Regions from separate parts of the Homo sapiens genome. Here region 1 is linked to region 2. Evidence: read pairs that join two places in POLR2A ChIA-PET (ENCODE). Cell type or tissue: OCI-LY7. All regions are shown on one strand. Each heading gives the region's core, and the rest is flanking DNA. Links, peaks and the distances in the headings are about the cores only.

What was found. Peaks named below come from ENCODE experiments on the same cell type or tissue, not always from the same donor. Only the 100,000 strongest peaks of a DNase experiment are listed, where the experiment ranks them.
Region 1: POLR2A ChIA-PET joins it to region 2 with 30 read pairs; 6 of 35 experiments call an interaction of 5 or more read pairs at or near these places.

The regions. Positions count from the first base shown.
Region 1 is chr21:46,412,361-46,417,671 of GRCh38, reverse strand. PCNT (pericentrin) reads right to left here. Exons shown (of 47, transcript NM_006031.6): 29 at 4,680-4,835; 30 at 833-1,603. Among named protein-coding and RNA genes, the nearest start is that of DIP2A, 44 kb to the left of the region's middle. In OCI-LY7, for the core only: no CTCF peak of the experiment used is centred there; no DNase peak of the experiment used is centred there.
Region 2 is chr21:46,354,189-46,359,489 of GRCh38, reverse strand. PCNT (pericentrin) reads right to left here. Exons shown (of 47, transcript NM_006031.6): 12 at 3,864-4,038; 13 at 2,299-2,516. Among named protein-coding and RNA genes, the nearest start is that of PCNT, 33 kb to the right of the region's middle. RefSeq lists an enhancer at 2,588-2,667. In OCI-LY7, for the core only: a CTCF peak has its summit at 2,895; DNase peaks (open chromatin) are centred at 1,819, 2,399 and 2,849; H3K4me3 peaks cover 1,670 bases; H3K27ac peaks cover 3,118 bases.

The sequences.
Region 1 (5,311 bases), core at 312-5,311, 58 kb before region 2:
GCCTCAGCCTCCCAAAGTGCTGAGACTACAAGCATGAGCCCAACCATACCTGATTTTTAATTTTATCTTACTCAAGATACACAAAATCCCAAAATGATTATGTTAGAAATAATACGATCTAACTCATAAATTAAAATTAATTAGCATATGTGAAACCTGTTAAAAATATGAAGCATTTCTGGCTGAGCATGGTGGCTCACGCCTGTAAGCCCAGCACTTTGGGAGGCTGAGGTGGGTGGATCATGAGGTCAGGAGTTCGAGACCAGCCTGACCAATAAGGTAAAACCCCGTCTCTACTAAACTACAAAAATTAGCCGGGTGTGGTGGCGTGTGCCTGTAGTCCCAGCTACTAGGGAGGCTGAGGCAGGAGATTTGCTTGAACCTGGGGAGGCGGAGGCTGCAGTGAGCCGAGATTGCGTCACTGCACTCTAGCCTGGGTGACAGAGCGAGACTCCATCTCACAAAAAAAAAAAAAAAAAAAAAAAAAGGAAGCATTCCTAAAAATAAATCTAAAAAACCATTCTGGACAAAGAACCCTATGCCCATCACACACGAAGACGTGTCTGGGCTATGCCCGTTGGAGTCAGCGTCAGTGGAGAAGCATGCCCAGGGTATGTCTGAGGCAGGCAAATGCATCTCAGGCATTTTAAAAATACCTGAACAACTGAAATAATCTAAATGCGCCCATGATGCCAGTCCTGCAGAGCTGGCCCCACACAGCACTGCGAGGTGTGTGCTGTCAGGAGGTGAACAAACAATGGCAGCTGCCGTGGCGCCGGGCAGACCACATTCCCACGGGAACAGCAGGCCTGGGAGCAGAGCAGGCACCTACCACAGCCGTCCTCTGCACATGGTGGTCGTCAGCCGGCGGAGACTCGGCCCACTGCAGTGCCAGCGCTGCTGCAGACACGCCTGGGGAACAAAGCAGCCCCGGCCCCTGGGTCTGTGGCAGCGAGGTGTCCGCCCTGTCCCCCAGGGATGTGTCGGCACTGCACAGGCTCAGGGCTCCTGAGTGGGGTGTCACGGGGAGGCTGGGCCAGGGCTCCAGGGTCCAGTCCTTCCTGAGGACCTCAGGGGAGCTCCAGGAAGACAGGTCCAGCATCCCGACCGGGCTCTTCCGGGGCCCAGCCTCTGCAGTGTGGCTCTGGTGGCGGGAGCCACCAAGTACGCTGGTCGGTGAAGAAAGAGACATGTCCTGACATTCTGATTTTTCTTGAATGGGAGAATCTGGCATTTCATCTGGTATCAAGGAATCCCAATTTTTGATAACATCAGTTACACCCCCTGGGGTTGTATTGGCATCACACGCGTCTATGGCCTGATTTTTGATAACATCAGTTACACCCCCCGTGGCTGTATTGGCATCACATGTGTCTATGTGGGGTGATATGTCAGGCTCTTCTCCGTCACAGGAATCATCACTCCAGCTGCTCTCCAACAGGTGTGCTGAGGCCATGGGCCACAGAGATTTGGTGTCGGCAGCATCCACATTCTGGAAGGTCATGGAATACAGCAAACGGTTCAGTTTTTCCTGAAGCTGTTTCACCTGAGCTACGAGATCGACCTTCGGCAGCTGACAATCTTCCAGTACTTTTTCTTTACCCTGCAGGTGAAACAGAACAGGTGCACGGTGGAATACCTGGCTCACCAGGAGTCGCACCTGTCTGGTGTTAATGAGTGGATTTCAGGGAGTTTCGGAGCACTCGGGTGATTCCACAATGAGCCCTGCACATTTCAAGTTTATTTAATTCTATGAGAAACAGAACCAAGGCTTACATCTCCTTGCTTAAAAGGCAACTGTCATAACCTATTTCTGCGGTGATTGAGGACACAAGCTTCATACAAGGGAAAAAGGATGGGAAGGTTCTATATCTGAGCACCGAAAACACAAAATTGTGGTTTATGTGATGAATTTGGAGTTTCTGTGTGTGTAACTTCTAAGAATTTGGCAGGCAGGGCTGAGCTTTCTCTTAAGAATTCAAAAAATTGGGCCGGGTGCAGTGGCTCACGCCTGTAATCCTAGCATTTTGGGAGGCTGAGACAGGTGGATCACGAGGTCAGGAGTTCGAGACCACCCTGGCCAAAATGGTGAAACCCTGTCTCTACTAAAAATACAAAAATTAGCCAGGCATGGTGGCGGGTGCCTGTAATCCTAGCTACTCGGGAGGCTGAGGCAGTGAATTGCTTGAACCCAGGAGGTGGAGGTTGCAGTGAGCCAAGATCTCAAGATCTCGCCACTGCACTCCAGCCTGGGCGACAGAGCGAGACTCTGTCTCAAAAAAAAAAAAAAAAAAAAAAAAAAAAAATTCAAAGAAACGTTCCTGTCATGAGGGCCCCAAGACTGTTTGCCGCAGGAGATGCGAAGGGCTCTCCACACAGGATGTATTTCCCGAGAGCACATGACAAGCACACGAACCAGGTTCATGGGTCTCCTCAGAACTGCGGGCCTAGGCCCATCCTTCCCTGATTTCTGTGGAATTAAGAATCTTTCAGGCTCTAAACGCCAATGAGGTGCACGCAGTGTGGACCCAGGAACAGGCGGCACCTGCACTCATGCAAGAAACGTCCCAGCGACGTGCGGGACACTCACGAGGGCTGCGAGGGGCTCGGGTGAGCCCAGGTCTCAGCAGGCTTCAGCACCAAGCATGCTTCCGTGCCACCCTAGAGACCATAAAACACCTGCCCAGCACTTCTGGTGTTAGAGCCTCTGGGTTTCAGAGCCTGGAGGAGTAGTTGGGGCACATTTAGCAAACAGCAGGGAGGAGGGGGAGGAGGAAGAGCAGGGTGGGTGGCTGTGTGTCCAGCAGGAGGAGGGTAGGTGTCTGTGTGTCCAGGAGGAGGAGGAGCAGGGTGGGCGGCTGCATGTCCAGGAGGAGGAGAGTGGGCGGCTGTGTGTCCAGGAGGAGGGTGGGCGGCTGCGTGTCCAGGAGGAGGAGGGTGGGCAGCTGTGTGTCCAGGAGGAGGAGTGTGGGCAGCTGTGTGTCCAGGAGGAGGAGGAGGAGCAGGGTGGGTGGCTGCATGTCCAGGAGGAGGAGAGTGGGCGGCTGTGTGTCCAGGAGGAGGAGGAGGAGCAGGGTGGGCGGCTGCGTGTCCAGGAGGAGGAGGGTGGGCGGCTGCATGTCCAGGAGGAGGAGGAGGAGGAGCAGGGTGGGTGGTTGTGTGTCGAGAAGGAGGAGGAAGAGGAGAGTGGGCGGCTGTGTGTCCAGGAGGAGGAGGGTGGGCGACTGTGTCCAGGAGGAGGAGGAGGAGGAGGGTGGACAGATGTGTGTCCCAGAGGAGAAGGAGGAGAAGGGTGGGTGGCTGTGTGTCCAGGGAGGCTGCGCTGGGCCTTGGACTGGAGGAGGCGAGGTGCAGACAGTGCATCAAAAGGTGCCATCTAAGGCTGGGCGTGGTGGCTCACGCCTGTAATCCCAGCACTTCGGGAGGCTGAGGAGGGTGGATCACCTAAGGTCAAGAGTTCAAGACCAGCCTGGCCAACATGGTGAAACCCCGTCTCTACTAAAAATACAAAAATCAGCTGGGTGTGGTGGCGCATGCCTGCAGTCCCAGCTACTCGGGAGGCTGAGGCTGCAGAATCACTTGAACTCGGGAGGCAGAGGTTGCAGTGAGCTGAGATCGTGCCACTGCACTCCAGCCTGGGCGACAGAGCAAGACTCTGTCTCAAAAAAAAAAAAAAAGAGAGAAAAAAAATAAAGGTGCCATCTGCACCTGATGCGGCCTGAGGAGAGGGCAGCTCCTGCGCAGGTGTTTCCTAGGGGCACTGGGGACCTGCCCCTGGTGCACTGGGTGGGAGAAGCACCAGCACCCGCTTTTCTCGCTAAATCTCCACCCTGCTACAATTTGAGATGGTCAAGGTGCAACCTCCTTCCCCGGGGAAAAGAAGTGCCAGCTTTTTTTCAAGTGACAATATGGAGTGAGGTGAACAGATTACAAGAATAAATCTGAGGCCTTTCAAAGTAAAACAGACGCTGGCCATCAAAGTCCTGAGCTGAGGTGAGGCCCACGGGGGCGATGTGGTCCTCCCATGAAAAGACAAACCAGGACTAACCCTCGAGCACAGTTAAATCCATTTGGATCAATTACAAGAAAAAAACCCAACTGATTGTTTCTACAGAGTGGCTTAAATGAAGCACGTACGAAATTTCACAACAGTTATGGACAGCTCGTTACAGAACAGAAAGGATTCAGAGAACATGTCACTGCAGGCACGGACTGTGCTCCTCACCTCAGCAGAATACCCGCCTCTGCCCAGGGCAAGACCCACATGTTCTGCACCCAGCCTCTCCCAGGGGGGCCTCACGCCTTCCCCCCTCCCCACACCTTGCTGCCGCGTGTCCAGCCTCTCCCGGGTGGGCCTCGTGCCTTCCCCGTTCCCCACACCTTGCTGCCGCGTGTCCAGCCTCTCCCAGGGGGGCCTCACGCCTTCCCCCTCCCCACACCTTGCTGCTGCGTGTCCAGCCTCTCCCGGGTGGGCCTCGTGCCTTCCCCGCTCCCCACACCTTGCTGCCGCGTGTCCAGCCTCTCCCGGGTGGGCCTCGTGCCTTCCCCGCTCCCCACACCTTGCTGCCGCGTGTCCAGCCTCTCCCGGGTGGGCCTCGTGCCTTCCCCGCTCCCCACACCTTGCTGCCGCGTGTCCAGCCTCTCCCGGGGGGACCTCGCGCCTTCCCCCCTCCCCACACCTTGCCGCCGTCCTCCAGACTCAGGCGCATTTCATTTTTCACCAAGAGCAGCTCCGACTGCAGCTGCCTCTGGCAGACGGTGAGCACTGACATCACGCCTTCTTGCTTGCAGAGAGGTGCATCCTTCAACGTCACCAGGACAGGCTGCAGATCACCCTTGACAGAGGAGACAGAGGAAAGCTGAGCATGCAGGAGGCTGTTGCTGGGGCTGCCCCTCAGGTGGCCTGGAGCTGGGAACCAGTACGGCAGCCAGCAGGGATGCCAGAGGGAGGTGGCAGTGACATCCACAGCCGAGCACCTTGGTCCACAGCAGGCCACATGGGAACGGGGCTGAGGACCCAGCAGAAAGCTGCCCCGACCCAGGACGACCCCACAGAGCAAGGTGGACTGGGGCATCTGAGAGTGGGAGCCACTCTACAAAGACCCAGCTGGTGTGGGGGTGGTAGGCACCAAGTTCCCAAGGTTCTGCTCAAATACAAGTGGAAGCCTTAAAAGACGACTCCCTACAGGGCCTCCAGCTCCAAAAGAAGAGCTCGCTCGCCACATCTCACACAGGCACTGCTCATCGACAGACAAACCATTTGGTTAGAAACCAGAGAAGCAGCTTAAGCGGACCCTCCTCACATAGTGAG
Region 2 (5,301 bases), core at 294-5,293:
AAAAAAAAACAGGTGTATTTTTGGACAGAATACTACAAGACAGAAAAGGGTGAATTTTTAGGAAGACATTACAATCACAAATGTGTACACGTGTAACAACAGAGCTTCCACATACTCAAAACAAGAATTAAAATTAACAAGAGAGAAATCCACAGTCCTCTCCCCATAATTGATATAAGGAGGTAAAATGGTGGCCTGTGAAAAGCATAAAGACATGAGCATCAAAAAGTCACCTGGAGCCAGGTTCGGTGGCTCACGCCTGTAGTCCCAACACTTTGGGAGGCCAAGGCGGGCAGATCACTTGAGATCAGGAGTTTGAGACCAGCCTGGCCAACATGGTGAAACCCTGTCTCTACTAAAAATACAAAAATTAGCTGGGCATGGTTGGGTGCGGTGGCTCACACCTGTAATCCCAACACTTTGGGAGGCTGAGGCGGGTGGATCACGAGGTCAGGAGATCGAGACCATCCTGGCTAACACGGTGAAACCTCGTCTCTACTAAAGATACAAAAAAAAAAAAAATTAGCCAGGCATGGTGACGGGCACCTGTCTTCCCAGCTACTCGGGAGGCTGAGGCAGGAGAATGGCATGAACCCAGGAGGCAGAGCTTGCAGTGAGCTGAGATTGCGCCACCGCGCTCCAGCCTGGGTGACAGAGCGAGACTCCATCTCAAAAAAAATAAAAAAAAATAAAAAAAATTAGCCAGGCATGGTGGTGTGCACCTGTAATTCCAGCTACTAGGGAGGCTGAGGCAAGAGAATCACTTGAAGCCAGGAGGTGAAGGTTGCAGTGAGCTGAGATCGCGCCACTACGCTCCAGCCTGGGCGACAGAGCAAGACTCAGTCTCAAAAAAAAAAAAAACAAAACAACAAAACAACAACAACAACAAAAAGTCACTTGGGAAGTCTGTCTTCAGCCAACAGTGCCAGAGAAGGCCACACACTGGTGGCTGCAGGTGCCATTGGCACATGACCATCGGCCCACCTACCGCCTGTCCGGCTCCCCACAGGGCTCCACCCTTACCTCTATTTTGCTGGAAGTCCTTACCAACACCTGCATTTAACAAACAGCATGGGATCAGACTTGCAGGTCATCATAGCTTCCTATGAAGCTGTCTCTTGATGGAGAATGAAAATCATTCTCAGGGAGACATTCACAGGGAGGAGCAAAGGGGTGGGAGAAGCAGGACACAAATAGAAATGAAAACACTGTCACAAGCATGAGGTTGAGTCAGAACACACATGACAAGACATGACAATTTCAGTCACTTTAACTCCACTGCTCTGGCACGGGATGGACCCTGAGCTGCCCCGTCGGTTCACTTGAACTCCACTGCTCCCGCATGGGACGGAGCCTGAGCTGCCCTGTTGGTTCACTTTAACTCCACTGCTCCGGCATGGGACGGACCCTGAGCTGCCCTGTCGGCTCACTTGAAATCCACTGCTCCAGCATGGGATGGACCCTGAGCTGCCCTGGCTGTAACCAAGCCCATCGGGCCATGTGGAGGCTGCTGTCGTGTTGCTTTGTCATCATTTATGACAGCATGGCAGTGTCCTCACACTCGCAAAGGGCGAGGGAGTCAGAGGGTGCCTCTTCCACAGGTGCAAAACAGCACAGGAAGAGCCTGGGGAACGCGGACGCAATTTAAGACTTGGGGTGAGCATCAGAGGCCAGCCACGTGCTTGGCACCCGGGCTTGTGCCTCCTCCCAGAGCCCTCTTAGGACACCTGGACAGTTTCCCTAAGAAATCTTGACTCAGAGGGCCGGGCGTGGTGGCTCACACCTGTAATCCCAGCACTGTAGGAGGCCAAGGCAGGCAGATCACTTGAGGTCAGGCGTTTGACACCTGCCTGGCCAACAAGGTGAAACCCTGTCTCTACAAAAAAAATACAAAAATTAGCCAGGCATGGTGGCATACGTTTGTAATCCCAGCTATCAGGGGACCACTTGAAATCAGGAAGCAGAGGTTGCAGTGAGCTGAGACCATGCCACTGCACTCCAGCCTGGGCAACAGAATGAGACTGTCTCAAAACAAAACAAAACAAAAAGAAATCTTCACTCAGAACTTCACTTTCGCCCCGGTGCTGACCCTGACAAGATTCTATCCAACCGCCACCCACTACTGGCATTGCCAGGAATAGTTTCAAGAATTTACGGGACTGTCGCCCTTACAAATGTGCCATGTACAGCACTGGGCTGTCCCCAGGATGCCCCTCCATACACAAGGACACAAGCCTTCCAGGTGGAAGAGAGCAAGGACTCGGGCGGGAGGCGCTGGGCTGTGGAGTCACGACTCACCTTCTCCAAATCGTCCTTCAGACGAGTTTCATGCTGCAACTTCCCATACAAATTTCTATTTTCTATTTTTAGGAGTTCAATTTCTTCTTTGAGCTCAGTCTGAAGAAGCGAAAGTTGCACCTTGTGCTCAGTTTCCAGACCCAAGACTCTGGCTGCCCGCTCTGTGTCGGCCTCCAAGTCCCCGTCCTGCACACCCTGGAGATGCACCCAGGGAAGCTCTGTGTGGAAAAGGAGCAGGGAAGACAGTCAGGCCGGTGCCGGCCCTCGATGGAGCCCACAGTCCGCACAGGCAGAACGGCAACCTATAAATGCTTCTGACAGCAGACACTGTGGATTTTCAAGCTCTGTGCTGACTCAGTGATGAAAGCAGGCATGGCTCTCTCAAGTCTCCCCTCCCTTTCGGGACACCTCCATGCTGCCCCAGCACAGTGCCGTCCCGAGTCACAGGGATGTCCTGGGCCCACACGACAGCCACACGACCCGCCCAGGCTACTCCTTCAGGTCAGGTGTGACATGTGACCCTCCATGAGTTCCTGAGTGAGCCTCATGCCTGTGACCAGATGTGGGCACACATGTGTCACCCAGGGTCTATGAGGCAGCCACAAGGACAGGGCCTGAGCTCAGGGGCCTGCCAGGGTTCCTGTCCCAGCACCTCCCCCTGCTGTTCTGTGCCCAGGCACGCTACCCCCACTGGCCCATCTCTTCTTCTGCAGAAGAGGAAAAAAGCAGAAGGGACTAGGTGCTGGCCAGGCACCAGTGGTGCCAACGACCATGGGCATCAAGGGGTGGCTGTGGGGACAATTGTGGTGCAGGGCAGGCAGGAGTGAGGACCAGATGCAGGCGCCGCTGCACCACCCCCAGCTTGAAGGAGGCCCAGGCAGGCCCAGGCTTCTCTCAACTTGGCCACAGCCCAGAATGGAGTCAGACCACACACCTCCCAGCAGGACCCGCGGCCTCAGCCCCTCACCCCCACCATGGACGGCAGCCCCACCATCAGCACAGTCCACGCCAGTGGCCAGGGCCGCCTGCCCCTCCTGGAACCCGTCAGTGGCCACTGTCCGGCGCCATGGGACCGCGACTCTGGGATGACTGCAGTTTCCTCTCCGTCACCTTCTGACCCCACAGCCCTGTGCCCCGTGCCCTGCCTGGACATCCCACAACCTTAGTCTGACTAGGCGAGCTGGGGTACCTGGGCCTGCTGGGAGCAGAGCAGGATCCTGGAAAAGCCTCCCCTGGGCCCAGTGGACACACATTCTCCCTCCAGAGGTGAATGGTCACCATGTCCATCCAGCAATCCCCATGACCCCCAGGGTGGCTGCCCAGGTCAGACCTGCCCTGCTGGGGCGCTGGCCCAGGACACGCACTCCTGCCCAGCCAGTGACCCCGCCTCTAACGCCAAACCCTCATCAGGACACACTCTGTTGAGGTGTCAGCCCCAGAAGAAGAGGTCGGAGCACTCAGCTGCTTCACGGAGGACTTGGATCGAACCCAGGCACCCAGGCTCCCCGAGAACGTCCCCCAGACCCGGGACCTGCCGACACCATGGCGAGGCGGGAGGGGCCCACCTTGGCTGTGCCCTTCAGAGGGTTCCAGACGCCACTCGTGTCCCAATGCTGAAGTCTCTACGCAGCATCTGTCTGAGACATGCCCCTCGTGCTGGATGCAGAGGGGAGACTCCAGCGCTTCCAGCTGGTGCCTGTGGCTTTCTTCTAACTCCGCCTGGAAGCGTGGCAGGCTCTCCTACAGAGAAACCACGTGGGACAAGCACGTTAGTGAGCCAAGCTACCTCGCTCGCAGCTATAACCCTCAAAGGTGTTTCCTGCTATGCACAAAGAAAACTCAAACCTCACTAGGTTCATGAGACCACACGCTGCGCCCTGGTGAACCCCGCCAGCCCACTGGCGTGCTCACATGCTCTCCCGCCCACACCCGTCTCTCAGTCAGGCCTCCGGAAGACATACAAGAATTGGTGGCACTGACAGGGACTGGTGCTCCTCAGGGCGGCAGGGCCCTGGACCGGGCAGACCTCTCCTCAATTCTCTCAGCAGCAAGGTCGGTAGGGCACGTGCCCCTCGCGTCTCCCCTGGTGGCCTCACATCTCAGGGCTGGGCTCTCAAGGCCAGCCTCCTGTGACCACTGCCCACTAACAGCTGGGTCCTCGTCACACCCACGCGCAGAGGCAGGGGTTGGCTCTCAGGTGATACACGAATGCCTGGTGGGGCTACCCACCCCAGCCCTTCCTGGGTTCTCTCTGGTGCAAGGCCTGCTCGTGGGAAGGTCCTGGCTGCCTGTTCCAGCCGGGCCCTTGCCCTTCTCTGGCATTTCCCCCATAGCCTCTTGTGCAGCAAATTCTGTGTTGGGGTCCGCTTTGCAGGGAACTCAAACTGGCACACAGCCCGCTGCCACCCTGCCTGGACACCCTGTGGCCTCCAGCAGGCCCAGGGACCCTGCTCCAGAGTGAGGGCTCCTGGCCGCTGAGCCCAGATGCCCCGAGTTCCCCTCCACTGGTTCCACCGTGCAACAAGCCACGCGGTGCTGCCCCTGCGTCTCCTCCCTGCCCTCCCGTGTGTCCCCCGGAGCCCGACACCGGGCTTGCTCATGCTGCACATCAAGTGCTCCACAGCCACACATACTGCTGGGCACCACACTGGCAGCACAGACCCAGAACAGTCTACATCCCAGAAGCTCCGTTTGGACAGTTTGCCCCACAGAAGTTAAAGGTGACAGAAGTCGCAGCACGGAAGCAACTCAAGGAAGAAACACAAAAGCCAGCAGACGCTCCGTGTGGACTCAAAGCAAAGACACAATTTCACACCCTTTGAACTGCCACTGTCAAGTCTGACGAATGCAGCCCACTGCAGGGTGGAGGCCTTGCCCACAGCCAGGGCATCCCAGGGCTGAGGGAGGGGCTCCGGCTCCCCCGGCCACCCCCTTTCCTGATCAAACAGTGCATGGTGAGGCCCACCGCGGAGCAGCAGTGAGGTCGGGGCAGCATCCGCAAGC